Linked DNA regions of Homo sapiens: regions 1 and 2 are each linked to region 3. A link is an interaction called in ENCODE POLR2A ChIA-PET data of the cell type or tissue named here. Cell type or tissue: GM12878. All regions are shown on one strand. Links, peaks and the distances in the headings refer to the core of each region. The heading gives the core; the rest is flanking DNA.

Region 1 (5,871 bases), core at 535-5,534, 120 kb before region 3:
CCTGTTTAATTCTTTTCCAACTCCCTGCCCCCACCTATGCAAAGATCTTCCCAAAGTTTAGTTCCTCCCTAATTCATAAAGTTGGGACCATTAACTTCAGGAGCTACTTTTAGGAGGAATTACAGGCCCAGAAGCCCTATTGCTTAAAACTTTGTCACTGACTGTTAAACTTCAAAATCTTCATGGACATTATTTTGGAGCCTGATTTATATCTGGAACTGAGGTCTCAGTAAGGTTAAATGAGCTGTCACTACTACTCAGGCAAAGCTAGAGAAAGCTCTAGAGTCTCAAGGTAGCTTAAAACACAAGGGAACACACACCGAAGCCATAACTGAGGCTCCTCCTGGCTGTGCTCTATTCCTTTCTCTCATACTCCTGCTCCTAGGCTCTGAATCCAGCTGCATGCTAAAAAGGCCTGTGCCTCCTCTGTAAACCTGGAAACCATTAGATACCCTAGCTAGCTCCAGGGTCTAATGCCTCTTTCCTTCCTAAGTCACTCTTTCACAGCCTGCACCTCCCCCAACTAACACACATTTTATGCAAAATCAGGATACTGGATACAAGATTCATCCCCATGGGCCCAGCACAGTTTCACTTTGCAGAGGTGAAAGTGGAAATCCAACTCCTGCAGCACAGCTTGCTCAACCCACAAAGCCTTCTTTGGTAGCAGGAACCTGGCCCCACTGCCCCTCTTTCCTTCTCTGCTCACATAGAATCCACATCCCTGGCAGCTTTGGAGAGGAGCTGTGACAACAGGATAGAGTGCTGTCATCCTCCATAATTAGCCAGGCTAGCAAGACTGCTGTAATATCACTACGTTGACAGTGCTCTTGCACCTAATAAATTATTCACGCCACCGAAGTGTAATCGCTGTCACATTCAAAATAGGTCATTCATGCTAAGGCTGCTGGAGATGAAAATTTCACAGCAATGGTAACAAATCCAAGAGCTTTGGTTTAAGCAAATCTCCAAAGAAAGTGGCTTCTCCAAGCAATCCCATATTAAATATCTTTTATGGAATCCCGGCTATGTTTTCATTAGCAGCAGCAAGAAGAGACTGAAACAGCTGTCTGCTGGCAGGAGTGAGAGTTGGGGGATGGAAGGCTGTATTTCAGCCTCTTCCTTTCCTGACCCTCCCCCAAAAAGCCTCAAGGGGCTGCTTGAGGAAGATAAATGTGAACACCTGCTCTCGTTTGTTCTCTGCACACAAGACGATGGCTAAGTCACAATGAGGATAAGCCCTGTACATCTAGAAGAGCAAACGTACACAGGCCTCTCTGAGAAGTGCCTCTCAGCTGTGGGGTTTGCATTCACAGAGGAATTCAAGTTCAACAGCTGTAGGCCGTGTGCCCCTGCATTTCATATCCTAATTCACACACGTTTGAGCCTCTTCACCACTGAGAATACACTCGCCCTCTTGTCGGCAGTAGATACTATTCGACTCAAGTGCCTGGTGGAATACAAATATTGGACTGGTGATTTCGGTGTTTGGAGAGTTATTGGTGTTGTTACTATGTTATTTTAATGGTTTTTGAGGACTGTCTTACAGAAGGAAGAACAATTATTCCCCAGAATTAGAATAAAGAGAAGTGATTGAAGATATAACCTGTGGGATTTGAGTTAAAATAAAAGCAAATGTGGTGCCTACTAGCTATTGACTGTTAAATGGATGTGTGACTGATGGAGACAGATAAATCTCCTTTGGAGGGAAAAAGGGAGGGAGCTGAGCACTGGGGCTGATTGCTTGCCAGCCTTCTGTTAGGAACATAGACCAAACACCTCTTTAGGTCTCTTCCAGCTGAAATTCTATGAATGTATGGCCTTGGAGCAAAAGGGCAAGAAATGCAAGCATGTGAACTTGGTATGCATAGCACCAAATGCAGGAGAGCATGTGAAGATAAAGCATTCCCTGATGCATTCCCACAATTATCATGTTTACAGAACACTGCTTCCCAGGACATTAAGCTCTCAACTTCAAATATTCACCTCCAAGAAGCCAGCCCTTTCCCTCTGATCTTTCCTTAAATTGCCCTTTAGTGTTCTGAACAGTTTGCATTGTATTACTGAACTCATGGTCTTATGGAACACACCATATAGGTTATATAGCCCAATCCCTATAAGCTAGAGATAAATCTATGAATAATTTTCTATTATGTATATGCTGCTTTATAGGCAACATTTCAACAACTATTTCCTGAATGTTCGCTATTCTGAGTACTTAGAATGGGACTTCATGAAGTCATCCACAATTTATATGTATACTATAAACTTAACTGTCCAAAACTGGACTCCTGATTCCGCATCACAGCAATACCCTTCCTCACCTTAAGTCTACTCCTCCAGCAGCAGTCTTCATTTCAGTAAAGAGCAATGTTATCCTTCCAGATGCTTAGGCCAAAGCCCTGGAATCATCCTTGACCACTTTTTCCCATACCCCCAGTATTCAGCCAGTATCAGGCCAGGTAAGGATCCCATGAGCTCTTCTGGAATATGTCAGTAGTCTCCTAACCTACCTTTTCCCCTATTCCCCCATCTTTCTTTCCAAGACAACAGTCAGAATGATCCTTTTGTAAGGTAAATCAGATTGCATTACTTTGCTCAACACTGGCCAATGGCTCCCCATCTCATAGAGTAAAAACTCAAATCCTTACAGTAACCTATAAGGCTTTACAGGAGCTGAACTCCCCAAAACCTCTTAGATCTCTCTCTCTCTCTTTTTTTTTGAGGAGACAGAGTCTTGCTCTGTCACCCAGGCTGGAGTGCAGTGGCATGATCTCGGCTCACTGCAGCCTCTGCCTCCTGAGCACAAGCAGTTCTCCTGTCTCAGCCTCCTGAGTAGCTGGGACTATAGGCACGTGCCACCACACCCAGCTATTTTTTTTTTTTTTTAGTAGAGACGCTGTTTCACTATGTTGGCCAGGCCGGTCTCAAATACCTGATCTCAAGTGATCCTCCAACCTTGGTCTTCCAAAGTGCTAGCATTACAGGCGTGAGCCACCATGCCCAGCCTTAGATCTTCTACCATTCTCTGCCTTGCTCACATTGGTTTCCTTACTATTCCTGGAACACTCTCCCCAGACCTCCATATGTTCAGACCTTGACTTCAAACCTCTGGGCATTTGTCAGTAAAGTCTTCCCTGACCACCATGTCCTATTCTGCCCACCCTGCACTTAATTTTTTCCCATAACACTTATCGCCCCCCCCGACCCTGATGTACTGTATTTTTATAGGCTTGTCTATTGTCTGCCTCGCTTCTCTGCAATATAACTTCACAAGGCTGGGACTTTGTTATATTCACTGCTGTACCTGAGAGCCAGAACAGAACTGAACCAAGCATGTGGAAGACTTTCAATTGATATTCTTTCTTTCTTTCTTTCTTTTTTTTAAAATTTGAGACAGAGTCTCACTCTGTCGCCCAGGCTGGAGTGCAATGGCGCAATCTCGGCTCACTGCAACCTCCACCTCCTGGGTTCAAGCAATTCTCTTGCCTCAGCCTCCTGAGTAGCTGGGATTACAGATGTGTGCCACCACGCCCAGCTAAGTTTTGTATTTTTTAGTAGAGATGGAGTTTCACCATGTTGGCCAGGCTGGTCTCAAACTCCTGACCTCAAGTGATCCGTCCTCCTCGGCCTCCCAAAGTGCTGGGATTACAGGCATGAGCCACCACGCCTGGCTGATATTCTTTAAATGAATAATAATAAAAAAAACCTTATTTATATCCCTAAATAGCTCATAAGCTCCCAAGGGAGACACATCTTCTAATTATGCTATTCATCTCTAGAGGAGCCTCAGTAAGTGCTAATCTCAAAGTATTTTTGCAGAGTTCCTAAAACTGACGCCCAGCTAGGAAGAAATTAGTAGCAAGAATCCCATACGTAACTCTCACATACGCTGTTATAAAGGAAACAGTCTTTCTAAGATTGCATCAGATATGCTTAGCCTTGGTCAGCGTCAGCTGCCTAGAACCACTTCTATCTTTTGTGGAAATTCAGTTCCCTACTGTTAAATTTACCTGGCTCAAGAAAAAGCAACTGCTCTGTAGACCCTCAGGAATTGCCTGGTACTTTCCTGTTTTTTTTTGTACCCATTCTGAACTCTTTTTTTAAAAAAAATGTGGTAAGGGGCCAGGCACGGTGGCTCACGCCTGTAATCCCAGCACTTTGGGAGGCCGAGGCAGATGGATCATTTGAGGTTAGGAGTTCGAGACCAGCCTGGCCAATGTGGTGAAACCCTGTCTCTACCAAAAATACAAAAATTAGCCTGGTGTGTTGGCGTGCACCTGTAGTTCCAGCTACTCCAGGAGGCTGAGGCACAAGAATTGCTTGAACCAGGGAGGCAGAGGCTGCAGTGAGCCAAGATGGTGCCATCACACTACAGCCTGTGCAACAGAACAGGACAGTCTCAAAAAAAAAAAAAAAAAAAAAAAGGTAAAATACACATAACATAAAATGTACCATCTCAACTGTTTTTAAGTGTATAGTTCAGTAGTGTAAAGTACATTCATACCGTTCTGCACCAAACTCCAGAACTCTCTCATTTTGCAAACCTGAAACTCTATGCCCTTTAAAGCAATTCCCTGCTCTCTCCTCCCCCCAGCCTCTGGCAACCACCGTCTATTTATTGTTTCTATAAATTTGATTACTCTTGGTACTTCATAGAAGTGGATTCATACAGTATTTGTCTTTTATGGCTGACTTATTTCACTTAGCATAATGCCCTCAAGGTCCATGCATGTGGTAGCAGGTGTCAGCATTTCATTCTTCTTGCAGGCTGAATAATATTCCATTGTGTGTATATACTGTACTACATTTTGCATGGGTGGATACCTGATTTACTTCCACCTTTTGGCTATTGTGAACAATGCTGCTATGAATATGATATACAAGTATCTTTTCAAGATTCTGCTTTTAATTATTTTGGGTATATACCCAGAAGTGGAATTGTTGGATCACCTGGCAATTCTATTTTTAATTTTTTTTAGGAACTGCCATACTGTTTTTTGTAGTGGCTGTACCATTTTACATTCCCACCAAAAGTGGCCGAGAGTTTCCTAACTCTTTTCAATAGCAAGATTTTTCTCCCCCACAGCAAGTTAGAACTGCTCAGAGGCTGGGCGCGGCGGCTCACTCCTGTAATTCCAGCATTTTGGGAGGCTGAGGTGGGTAGATCACTTGAGGCCAGGAGTTTGAGACCAGTCTGGCCAACATGGTGAAATCCCCTCTCTACTAAAAATACAAAATATTAGCAGGGGACGTGATGGCGCATGCCTGTAGTTCCAGCTGCTTGGGAAGCTGAGGCATGAGAATCACTTGAATCTGGGAGGCAGAGGTTGCAGAGAGCCGAGATAGCACTACCGCACTCCAGCCTCAGCGACAGAGTAAGACTCTGTCTCAAAAAAATAAAATAAATAAATAAATAAATAAACAAATAAATGAAGAACTGCTCAGAAATGCCTCACAGAGCTCGACATTCCTGCCTCTTGTAATGCGTAGCAACCAGGAACCATGTGGCCCCTCTAAATGTGCATGGGTGTGTGTGGCAGTGCTTTTAGCGCTCTCCTGTCGTGTCTGTTTTGAAAAGGCTTTCTTGTTCTTGAATTAACATGCAGGCTGAGCAGACCCACGCTGGTCTGCTTTACAGACATGGGGCAGTGGGCAAGAGCCAGCACTGTTTTGGGATGATCAAAGCTCTGCTAATCCCATGTAATCTCCTAACGTAAGGTAATGCATTTCCAATTTGTGGTTTCTTTGGGATATGCTCCCTGAGGCCTGGCACCATCACTCCTTGGTAAATTGGGACTTGCGTGTGTGTAAAAGCCAAAAAGACAGCTTTGAGTCATGCTTGCCTATCACTCATTATCATGCATTATG
Region 2 (5,871 bases), core at 535-5,534, 630 kb before region 3:
TGAGATTTCAGCATGTAATGAGTATCACAGTCAGAAACAATAGGATTATCATGAGAATGGAGGTAAAATATTTTATTTTCATCTATGTTTCTCCAATACAATCTTATAAAAGTTACCTTCTAACTATCTTGATTAGTATCTAGGTTAAAAGTAATTTTGGAATAGAAATAGCTACCTGAAACATAGGATGTTTTATAGCTTAATATGCTATTATGAGTAGAACTCATTTTATATGGATTATATGCACATGTTCAATAGGCATAACACTGCTGTGTTTTAAGTTGGAAAAGCTCTGACTGTGGTGTTCATTCTCACTGTTGGGATTTACTCTCTAGTTCTGGAAACTATAAGACAATCCTGATTTATAATAGATATATATCCAATTGTGTACAGTTACATGTAATTATAGTATAACCTGAGCTACCAAAAATGTATTCTGGCTTTCTAAATAGCACAGGAATAGACATTAAATTTTATAGCCTTAATTTTTTTTTTGAGATGGAGTTTTGCTCTTGTTGCCCAGGCTGGCACGATCTTGGCTCACTGCAACCTCCACCTCCCAGGTTCAAGCAATTCTCCTGCCTCAGCCTTCTGAGTAGCTGGGATTACAGGCATAAGCCACCAAACCCAGCTAATTTTGTATTTTTAGTAGACATGGGGTTTCTCCATGTTGGTCAGGCTGCTCTGAAACTCCCGACCTCAGGTGATCCACCTGCCTCTGCCTCCCAAAGTGCTGGGATTACAGGCATGAGCCACCGTGCCTGGCCAGTTTAAATTTTTTTAATGGAAAACTTTCTGAAATATATTGTATTTTCCCTTACCTATTCAGAGCATGCCAAATAATAATTTGACTTTCTTTAGTGATTCAGAGTTAATGTGGGTTTCAGTTATTTTGGTGGGCTAATGTTTAGGTTCAAAAATAGATGAATGGTATTGGCCCTGTAGTGGGTATGAGACTTTCTTCAAAGAGTCTTTGATGGCAGATTTTTGTTCATTTTTCTAGAACTAATCAAAATAATAAAAAATGGGCCAGTATTGGTAGCATGTGCCTTTAGTCCCAGCTACTCAGGAGGCTGAAGTGGGAGGGTCACCAGAGACCAGGAGTTTGTGACCAGCCTAAGCAACATAGCAAGATCCCATCTCTAAAAATAAATAAGTAAATAAAAAATACTTTATCAAAAATGAAGCAGTCTTCTCCCATGTGATTTTCTTCAGAAATATTCTCTACTCTTGGAATCAGTAGCTAGCATTCTTCAAAACAGTGTCTCTTTCATGGAGAGACAGACAGGTATGTGAAAAAGCAAATTCAGCAGAATGATAATTGTGTAATCTAACTGGTGGGTATATGGTGTTCACTGCAATCTTTCAACTTTTCTGTATAAAAATTTTCATGAGGCTAGGTTGTGGTGGCTCACATCTGTAATCCCAGCACTTTGGGAGGCCGAGAGGGGTGGATCACCTGAGGTCAGGAGTTCGAGACCAGCCTGACCAACATGGTGAAACCCCGTCTCTACTAAAAAATACAAAAATTAGCCAGGCATGGTGGCGGGTGCCTGTAATTCCAGCTACTCAGGAGGCTGAGGTAGGAGAATAGCTTGAACCCTGAAGGTGGAGGTTGCAGTGAGCCGAGATTGCCCCACTGCACTCCAGCCTGGGTGACAGAGCAAGACTTCCATCTCAAAAAAAAAAAAGAAAAAAAAATTCATGATAGAATGTTGGAAAAATGTAAAAATAGAAAATTATCTCTAATTTCTATATCACTGATAAAGTGGCTACCTTTATCTACTTTTAACATACAAGATAACCAGTCTTTTTAGAAAAAATTCTAATTTCATATTGTTCTAAATTAGAGTAGTAAGGCTATGTTTCATCTTAATTTCAGATTTTGTTTATATGCTTTAGTGGTGTTTTAAAAAGGAAACTTCCATTTGTGCCAAACTAATTATGATTAAACTAAATCTTTTCTAAAAGTCTGCTCAATACCTGACTTTTAGGAAGACCTTATCTTGTTCCCTTTATTTATTTATTTATTTTTTCCAAAAAAGAAAGACGGAGTCTCGCTCTGTCGCCAGGCTGGAGTGCAGTGGCACAATCTCAGCTCACTGCAAACTCCGCCTCCCAGGTTCAAGCGATTCTCCTGCCTCAGCCTCTGAAGTAGCTGGGACTACAGGTGTGGGCCACCACGCCTAACTGATTTTTGTATTTTTAGTAGAGACGGGGTTTCACCATGTTGGCCAGGATGGTCTCGATCTCTTGACCTCATGATCCACCTTCCTCAGCCTCCAAAAGTGCTGGGATTACAGGCATGAGCCACCATGCCCGGCTTTCTGGGGGTATTTTTTGGTGTTTTTTTTTTTGTTTTTGTTTTTTTTTCATGATTACCCCAGAAGTCTTAGTAAATATATAATTTATGTGAATAATTCCAGTTTTATTGAGAGTGAGTTAGCAGTATCAAGACATATATTTTTTAAGTTTCTTTTCTTTTGAAAAAAAAAACCTTGATTTTTTTGAAAAACAAAAATGAACACTGATTTGGTTTAGTCTTAATCCACAATTAGTAAAGTATTAAACCAAATTTTATGAATGTTCTTTTTTCCTACAGCTCTACAATTTGCATATATATATGTATGTATACATATATATGTATATACATGCATGTGTGTATATACACTCACATATTTATATGTTTTGGTTTTTTTTTTTTTAACAGTATTTGAAAGCTGTGATAACTCCAGAGTGTCTTCTGATATTAGATTATCGTAATTTAAACTTAGAGCAATGGCTGTTCCGGGAACTCCCTTCACAGTTGTCTGGAGAGGGTCAACTCGTTACATACCCTTTACCTTTTGAGTTTAGAGCTATAGAAGCACTCCTGCAATATTGGGTAAGTCTGTTTTTATTTAGCTTCTTGGGTTTATTCTGATTTTGAAATGTCATTGAGTGGGAAGACAAGTTGGGGTATTGTTTCAATGGCATGTCCCCTGACCACATCCTGCCCCGAAACAAGTCGTCTCTAAGGATCCTACATGGAGATATCACTTAATTCTTAAATGTTATGACCCAGTCAAATAGAACTAAAGACTCTATGTATATTATAAAAATGCTTGACATGTGATAATTATTTTATTAAATCATTTCATCAAGTCATTTTTTGATTTGTTTGTACAATCCTTTGTTTGAGCCAGGTAAATGATGCATCTTTTTGAGACCTAGATTGACATAGGAATCACGCACAGTTCTTCCAGTGACTCCTCCTTTAAATTAAGAGTCCTTAGATGTCTGAGACTCCTGTCAGGCTCTAAACAAGGGTGGTTCTCTGCTTCCCTGACCCCACAAATCTTTCATTATCTTTTCTTCCTCCTGTTAAGTCAGGATGGTACTGTTCAGGAACTGGCTACATGCAAGAGTTGGTGCTGGGAGCATACTAACCAGAGTGGGAGGAGGAGAGAGGGTAGAGAGGACATGAGGTGCATTGGGTTGGGTGAACCTGGCACACTTTTCTTTTGTCTGCCTTGCTCTGAAAGAATAGATGGCTACACTTCCTGCTTGGGGTAATTAATGAGCACCAGCTAGCACCAGCCAGTGAGATGATAAGTAGTGGGAGCCCAGTTACCAAGCAGGGGGAAAGCAGAAGAGAGAAAGAAGATGTAAACAGTGGTAAGTCATGGGCTCCACAGGCTGGGTAAGCTCTCAGGAGCTCATGCTGTTAGGAGAAAGACAGGGATCTTAAAGGGAGCAGGAGGGGAAGGAGAGAGGCTAGGCTGGCATGGGTCTCCGGCCTAGAGATTGGCTGTGGGGAGAATAGAGAGGGAGTTCAGGATGTCTGCTGGGATACACATTCTTCTTCCTTTAAATGGGGTCCCAGGAAGATTTCCTTACGAAACAACACTACATAGAAGCAAGACCAGCCACCTCTCAAAAGGGATAAGTTTTCGAACAAGGGAAAGCTCCCCAAACCCACCTAAGGGACCAAGACATACCATGAGTAGATATGCCTCACAAATACCCTATCTGTGACCCTCAGCAGCCTCCCCAACCACTACAAAAGTCCACACCTTGCTGAGCAGAGGGTTTGATATCTCTTAGATTAAAAGATGTGGTCTGCCTATTTGGCTGTCCAGTCTTCCCTCCCACCCAAGGACTTCTTAACCCGGAAGCAGTTCCTCTGGAGACGAAATAAACAACATGTCTGCAGAGGCACTGTGACTCTGGACTTGTTTCCAAATAAAAAAATCTGTTTCACAGTAATTGTGCTTCTGAGATAAAGACTATATGCTGTAATTTACGTCATCAGTTTTACCGCTTGATTTAGTTAGTATATGCTATTTGCCAACTGGCATGGAAGTGTTTCAGTATTTTAACAACTATATAGCAGGATTAGTGCATACCTGCCGAATATCAAATATCAAACCATACTTGTGTTAACCTAAATAGTCTATTTTTGACTTTACTCTGATATGTTTATGTTTTAAAGCTCAAGTTTTTATTTTCAAAGAGCTTTGTAGGAATTTTGAACCATATTCTGTTTACAGAGAACACAGGTATTACTGAAAGCTTGTGTTTTAATAATAGCAGATTTTATTTTACTTGATCCCTCATTACTTCATAATGAATGTCTATAGGAGAAAGACTTTTTTTTTTAAATTTTTTTAGTATTTATTGATCATTCTTGGGTGTTTCTCGGAGAGGGGGATTTGGCAGGGTCATAGGACAATAGTGGAGGGAAGGTCAGCAGATAAACATGTGAACAAGGGTCTCTGGTTTTCCTAGGAAGAGGACCCTGCCGCCTTCCGCAGTGTTTGTGTCCCTGGGTACTTGAGATTAGGGAGTGGTGATGACTCTTAACGAGCATGCTGCCTTCAAGCATCTGTTTAACAAAGCACATCTTGCACCGCCCTTAATCCATTTAACCCTGAGTGGACACAGCACATGTTTCAGAGAGCACAGGGTTGGGGGTAAGGTTATAGATTAACAGCATCCCAAGGCAGAAGAATTTTTCTTAGTACAGAACAAAATGGAGTCTCCTATGTCTACTTCTTTCTACACAGACACAGTAACAATCTGATCTCTCTTTCTTTTCTCCACATTTCCCCCTTTTCTATTCGACAAAACCGCCATCATCATCGTGGCCCGTTCTCAATGAGCTGTTGGGTACACCTCCCAGACGGGGTGGCGGCTGGGCAGAGGGGCTCATCACTTCCCAGACGGGGCGGCCGGGCAGAGGTGCCCCTCACCTCCCGGACGGGGCGGCTGGCCGGGCGGGAGGAGAAAGACTCTTACGAGAGTTAGCTCCTTGTCAACCAAATCTGTGCCTAAAGATAACATCATACATAGTTCTTTGAACCCAGAGGATCTAGTTTTTGAATCATCTGGAATAGGCATTCTAGAATTATCTATGTTCTGAAATGTTACCAGCATTTCAAGCTACTACAGATTTCTGTATTTAATCAGAGGATTCACTGATCCTGAATATTCTAAAAAGATTGTTTTAATTCTTATGAAAGGTCATGTTGTTATCTAGATCAACACCCTTCAGGGGAAACTTAGCATTTTGCAGCCACTGATCCTTGAGACCTTGGATGCTTTGGTGGACCCCAAACATTCTTCTGTAGACAGAAGCAAACTGCACATTTTACTACAGAATGGCAAAAGGTAAATATGGATGATGTATCACATTGGGAGTTGGAGACAAATATCTTAAAATCAATTATTAACATTTTGTTTCATAACTTTTTTTAAAGTATGAAAGTAGCCTAGGTGGGAAGTTGAGCTAAAAGGGGCACACAATCTACTGTTTGTTGAAAAGATACTTTGCATGAAATGTCATGTAAGGCTCTTTTCCGTATGTGATCTCATCTCATCACCCATTCA
Region 3 (5,871 bases), core at 521-5,520:
TTTCTGTAGTAAAGCAGGCTTTTCTGATAACTCTTATTTTAAGAGTATAGGCCGACTTCCCATCCATACTAGTGAAACCATGCAGATCCATAATCCAGCTTTTCTCAGTGACGGATTCCATAACGGAGGTATTGGATTAAAACTTAGGATCACAACTAATTTCCTACAGATATAGAATGAAGTTTCATAAAAACTGGAATTTAAATTTAAGGTACGCGCAAGTAAAAGAAACATGATCAAGAAGGTAAAGGCCCAGAGAAAACTGATGGCTTCTTCAATTATATCAAAGAAAAAGAAGTATTTTGCTTGATGCAAATTGTTTGCTTGTCTTTGAATTGTCATTTGGAATCCAACCAGCTCAGCTTGCCTCCGAAACTAGTAGACTGTGACTATTTTGGATACATGTTCCTAAGCCACTCATTCATCTTAATTTAATTGTCTATACCAGGGGCTTTTAACACATAAGGAAGAGTTGCCAACATATAACTAGGCATCTAGGCATAAAGAACACTGTGTGATAGACTTCTACTTTTTTTTTTTTTTTAGATGGAGTTTCGCTCATCGCCCAGGCTGGAGTACAATGGCACAATCTCCGCTCACTGCAATCTCCGCCTCTTGGGTTCAAGCGATTCTCCAGTCTCAGCCTCTTGAGTAGTTGGGATTACAGGTGCCCACCACCACGCCTGGCTAATTTTTGTATTTTTAGTAGAGATGGGGTTTTACCATGTTGGCCAGGCTGCTCTTCAACTCCTCACCTCAGGTGATCTGCCCAACTCGGCCTCCCAAAGTGTTGGAATTACAGGCGTGAGCCACCGCGCCCGGCCTGTGTGATGGACTTCTAATGAGAACAACACCTAGCACATAAACCAGGGCTTGGCTACTGGTGGTCCACAGTTGTCACACGTTGCCTCAGAACATTGGTATTACATATTTAAAATTCAAAGAATAAACTGCCAACATTTAAACTTGAGAGCTTTCACATAGAAATTAGTGTTTCTTGCTTTTTTTTTTTTTTTTCGAGACAGAGTTTCGCTGTTGTTGCCCAGGCTAGAGTGCAATGGCACGATCTCAGCTCACCGCAACCTCCACCTCCTGGGTTCAAGTGATTCTCATGCCTCAGCCTCCTGAGTAGCTGGGATTACAGGCGTCCACCACCACGCCCGGCTAATTTTTGTATTTTTAGTAGAGACAGGGTTTCACCATGTTGGCCAGGGTGGTCTCGATCTCTTGACGTCATGATCCTCCCGCCTTGGCCTCCCAAAGTGCTGGGATTACAGGCATGAGCTACCGCATCTGCCTGCTTTTTTTGAAAAATTGGAAAATCCACCAACCTCTACCCCATTCCTCATGGAAACAATCTGATGGCATTGAATGGTGGGTGCCCCACTATGATGGGACACATATTTCCCCATTTGCTGCACCCTCTACCACTGCCTATTGCTACCTCATATTGAGGCCAAATGTCAGTTGTCATTTATCATCATGCTTTCACTATCATTTTTCTCACAACAGAGACAGGAAGAAAGTGAACTATTCCTTACCCCTGTGAAAACAGACCCCTTTCACTCATTCTTCTTAGCAGCCCAGCCCTCCACCCATTTGAATTTGCTGACATCTGAGATAAATAAACATCTCTAAAAACAGACACACACAAATTTGTTACTTGTTCATGAGAAATGGTCTTGGCATACATAGGAAATGCTTTTTCATTCTCAGATTACTCCAGCACTAAAAACTCCCTTTTGGTTAGAGTTCCTGTCTACTCAGTTGTGAGTTTGATAATTTAAGAAGCATACAATTGGGCCCTTTAAAGGAAATATGACTCACTGATCCTTGAATTTCACCTCATCTAGCGACACTGCTGATAACCTGTTTGATTCAGATGTTCCATTTTTTTCCCCACTGTAATAAACAAAAATTCCAATTCACATGACTCCTTGACCGATGTAAATATTTATTTGTATTTTCCATCTGGTTGGAGAAATAAAGAAAAGAGGCCCTGTGGCCCTGTCTTGCTCACCACTTGAAACAAAATGTATCTAGTTACCTCTAATTAGGATAGGGCTGGGAAGGAAATAGGAAGAGAGAGAGTCGGTAAAAAAATACCAAAGTCCATTGGAAAACGGAGCACAGGAAAGTGGAAGAGAGGAGGAAGGGGGAAAGATTGGAGAAGATTTGCAGAGGGCAAGAAATGAGTGTGTTGCGGGAAAGTGTGGAAAACAAAGGCAGAGAGTAGGTAACACCAGACGGGACACTCACGGTTGAGCTGGCGCCTCCGGATCCTGTCCCTCCATGGCCTGTTTCTGATCCAGTGTAATCGCGAAGGTAACACCATGGTCCCAACAGAGCGGCCTAAAACCTGCTCATGGCAAAGGAACAAAAGGGTCTTGCAGCTATCCTGGAAGTTAAGTCCAGACGTATAAAAATGAAAAAGAAAACTTAACCCCCCCCTTTTTGTTCTTTTCTTAAAAAAAAAAAAAAGAGTATTTGAGGCTTCCGTTGACTTCTTTTATCTTGTAACTTGCCTTGCCTTTCCTTCCCTTAACTTCCGACTGGCCCGAAGGCAGCTGCTGTGCTGGGCTGCCCTAGCCTCCTGTGCCATGTTTTATGCATGAAGATGATGGGGCGGTAATTTATTCAAGCAGAGACGATCACCGGGCTCCTGTGTCTGCCCTCGCGTCAGAGGAGCCGTGCAATGGCAGGGGGAGGGCAGGTGTGTCTGACTGCACGCAGGAATGGGCTGAAATGGGAATCCCTCTCTGTAGGCAGAAATGAAGAGCAGAGCTTTGCTGCTAGAGCTGAATCAGAGCAACACCCCTTACCTTTTAGGGCGTATGATTTATTTACTGCTGGGTCTCCGGTATCTAATATAGTGCCTGGCACTTGGTAGGTGAGCAATAAATATTTGTTGACTGAAAGAATGATTCGGTGATAACCAACATAAGTGATTTCATACTTTCTTTTTCACCAGTTAATCTGCCCAGTGCACTGTCTTCAAATATGTCTATTTGAATTTTCTCACCCATTCTTTTTCTCCACCTACGATCACACTTGCCCCTCACCTACTAGTTCATACTTCAAAGCCTCATTTTACATGAGGCTTTCCTGAAGCCATAGACATGGGGCTGTCCTCCACGCACCTATTGCTCTCACCTGCAGGTGGCCCATGTCTGCACTGCCCAAATTTGTTAGGCGTTTTGTTTGTTCTCTGATTTCTTTTAAAGCACGCATCCAGGCTGGATGAAGTAGCTCACACCTGTAATCTCAGCGCTTTGGGAGGCTGAGGTGGGAGGATCACTTGAGGCCAGGGCAACACAGCAGGACCCTATCTCTACAAAAAATTTTAAAATTAGTTGGTCTTGGTGGTGTGTGCCTATAGTCCCAGCTACTCCAGAGGCTGAGGCAGGAGGATTGCCTGAGGGAAGAGTTCAAGGTTGCAGTGAGCTATGATTGCACTTTTGCTCTCCAGCCTGGGCAACAGAGAAAGACTGTATGAAGAAAAAAGAGAAAAGAAAAAAAAATTGCCCACATTCAAATACTGAGTAAGCTTCTTGGTGGCGAGAACTGTATATTCCTCTTTCTGAGCTGCAACATACAGGGGTTTACATGGGGAAGTGGTACATCAAGGGGTGGTTTGGGGCAGTTTTAGTCAGCCCCCTAAATCTCCATCAGCTCCTCCTCAAAATTCCCCAAGTAAAAATACACTCTAACTAAATACATTATGTTGGCTATAATACCACACTTAGGTGCTACAGCCTCTTCCAAATATGTGGCTGAAGACTCTCTTACATAGACATTCTAAAGCTGCCCCTGGCAGGGGAAGCTCAGTACATTGATTGCTTACTTTGTTCCAAGCTTTTCCTCTGTGCAATGTCAGATTGCTCCAGAGAACAAACAGTTATTGATCAAGGCCTCAGGAGTAGTCTTGCCCTGAGGATGGAACTGAAAAAAGTGACACCCAAGTTACCAAATTTAGCCCAAGATAACCCATAAACTTGCTGATGGCAGAAACTCTGTCATTTATCTTTTGTGTCTCTCATGGTGCCAGAAGCAGAGGGACTGGGGGAAACTACCAAGAGATGGGAGTCAAAAGGCTTGTAATTGCAACTGACCAGGTGAGTGCTTTAGGCACATCTCTTGGTCTCGGTGTCTTGTTTTCTTCACTTAGAATGGGAATGACCTACAGATTTCAGAGTTGTCAAGAGGAAATGAGATCAAGTAACTCTTTAGAAGTTGGTAGGATACTGGACTGGCACCCAAGAGCTCAGGCTCCCCTTCTGTCACTATGTCTGGTGGTAAAGAGAGTGCATTCCAGAGCAGAAATGCCTGGGTGCAAACTCGTAGCACCCTATTTAGTATCTTCATGACATTAACATCCTTATGCCTCAGTCTCTTAATCTATAAAATGTGAGGATAAGAATGAGGGCCGCTGCCTTAGGGTTATGCTGATGACTTCATGAGTAAATACATGCTAAGGACTAAGACTTGTGTTTAGCATAGAGGAATTTCTCAATGTTGTCAGCAGCTATTATTAACTAGCCATGTGACTTCATGAAAGTTGGCAAATTCCCTGGGCCTCTGTTTCCTTATCTGCAATATGAGGGGGTCTGGGATACTTTATATCACAAGTTCTGTGTATTAGTTTCCTACTGCTGCTATAACAAATTACCACAAATTTAAAGGCTTAAAACAACACAGATCTATCATCTTTCAGTTCTGGAGGTCAAAGTCTGAAATGGGTCTTATAGGGTGAAAGTCGAGGTATAGGCAGAGCTGCATTCCTTCTGGAGGCTCCGGTGGAGGATCTGTTCCTTGCCTTTTCCAGCTTGTAAAGGCCCTTTGTATTCTATAAATCTATTTGCAGAGTGTCTTTGTTTACCTGAGGGACCACCACTCTGAGTCATTACATTAACTGGCAATTGCAGGTCATGTGGGACATTCCTGGTCTAGACAATTTCTTGTGGATCCTGATCCCTCATGTGCCAGCTCCCCAAGACTCATTTTCTGAATTAGGGGGGAAAGGTAGAGACCAAAATTAAGACAAAATCTACGTAAGGTAGCCAGTGAGGTTTTCTTGACTATTGCCACTGAACACAATTCCCTAGAATGGCAAATGCAGCATAAGAAAACTATATTTGGTAAACTGGACCAAGCAGAAGAAAGAATTTCAGAGCTTAAAGACTGGTCTTTTGAACTAACACAGTCAGACAAAAATTAAGAAAAAAGAATTTTAAAAAAGGAACAAAGTCTTCAAAAAATATGCGATTATGTAAAGCAACCAAACTTATGAATTATTGGCATTCCTGGGAGAGAAGGAGAAAAAATAAACAACCTGGAAAATATATTTGGTGGAATAATTCAAGAAAATTTCCCTAATCTTGCCAGAGAGATAGACATCCAGATACAAAAAAATCCAGCGAACACCTGTGAGATACTATACAAAATGAACATCACTAAGGAATACAGTCACCAGGCTGGGTCAATGCTAAAGAAAAAAATCTCAAAGATAGTTAGAGAAAAAGGGCAAATTACATACTAAAGGAACCCCATCAGGCTAACAATAGATTTCTTAGAAGAAACCTTATAAACCAAGAGAGATTGGGGGCCTGTGTTCAGTAGTCTGAAAGAAAAGAAATTCCAACCAAGAATTTCATATCTCATCAAACTAAGCTTCATAAGAAAAGGGAAATATAATCTTTTCCAGACAAGCAAGTGCTAAGGGAATTTTTTTTCCCACTAGAACAGCTTACAAGAAATCCTTAAGGGACTTCTAAACATGGAAACAAAAGAGCAATACCTGCTACCACAAAAACAGAGTTAAGTACGTAACCAACAGACTCGATAAAGCAATTGCACAATAGAAGCTACAAA

What was found. Peaks named below come from ENCODE experiments on the same cell type or tissue, not always from the same donor. Only the 100,000 strongest peaks of a DNase experiment are listed, where the experiment ranks them.
Region 1: POLR2A ChIA-PET joins it to region 3 with 6 read pairs; 6 of 35 experiments call an interaction of 5 or more read pairs at or near these places.
Region 2: POLR2A ChIA-PET joins it to region 3 with 5 read pairs; 3 of 35 experiments call an interaction of 5 or more read pairs at or near these places.

The regions. Positions count from the first base shown.
Region 1 is chr6:24,918,455-24,924,325 of GRCh38, forward strand. The region is part of intron 1 of RIPOR2 (RHO family interacting cell polarization regulator 2); the gene reads right to left. Among named protein-coding and RNA genes, the nearest start is that of RIPOR2, 15 kb to the right of the region's middle. In GM12878, for the core only: no CTCF peak of the experiment used is centred there; no DNase peak of the experiment used is centred there; H3K4me3 peaks cover 803 bases; H3K27ac peaks cover 741 bases.
Region 2 is chr6:24,409,512-24,415,382 of GRCh38, forward strand. It overlaps MRS2 (magnesium transporter MRS2), which reads left to right. Exons shown (of 11, transcript NM_020662.4): 4 at 1-62; 5 at 2,711-2,884; 6 at 5,522-5,652. Among named protein-coding and RNA genes, the nearest start is that of MRS2, 9.5 kb to the left of the region's middle. In GM12878, for the core only: no CTCF peak of the experiment used is centred there; no DNase peak of the experiment used is centred there.
Region 3 is chr6:25,039,592-25,045,462 of GRCh38, forward strand. It overlaps a transcript of RIPOR2 not described here. Among named protein-coding and RNA genes, the nearest start is that of RIPOR2, 110 kb to the left of the region's middle. In GM12878, for the core only: a CTCF peak has its summit at 3,128; DNase peaks (open chromatin) are centred at 1,722, 2,600 and 3,709; H3K4me3 peaks cover 2,816 bases; H3K27ac peaks cover 3,244 bases.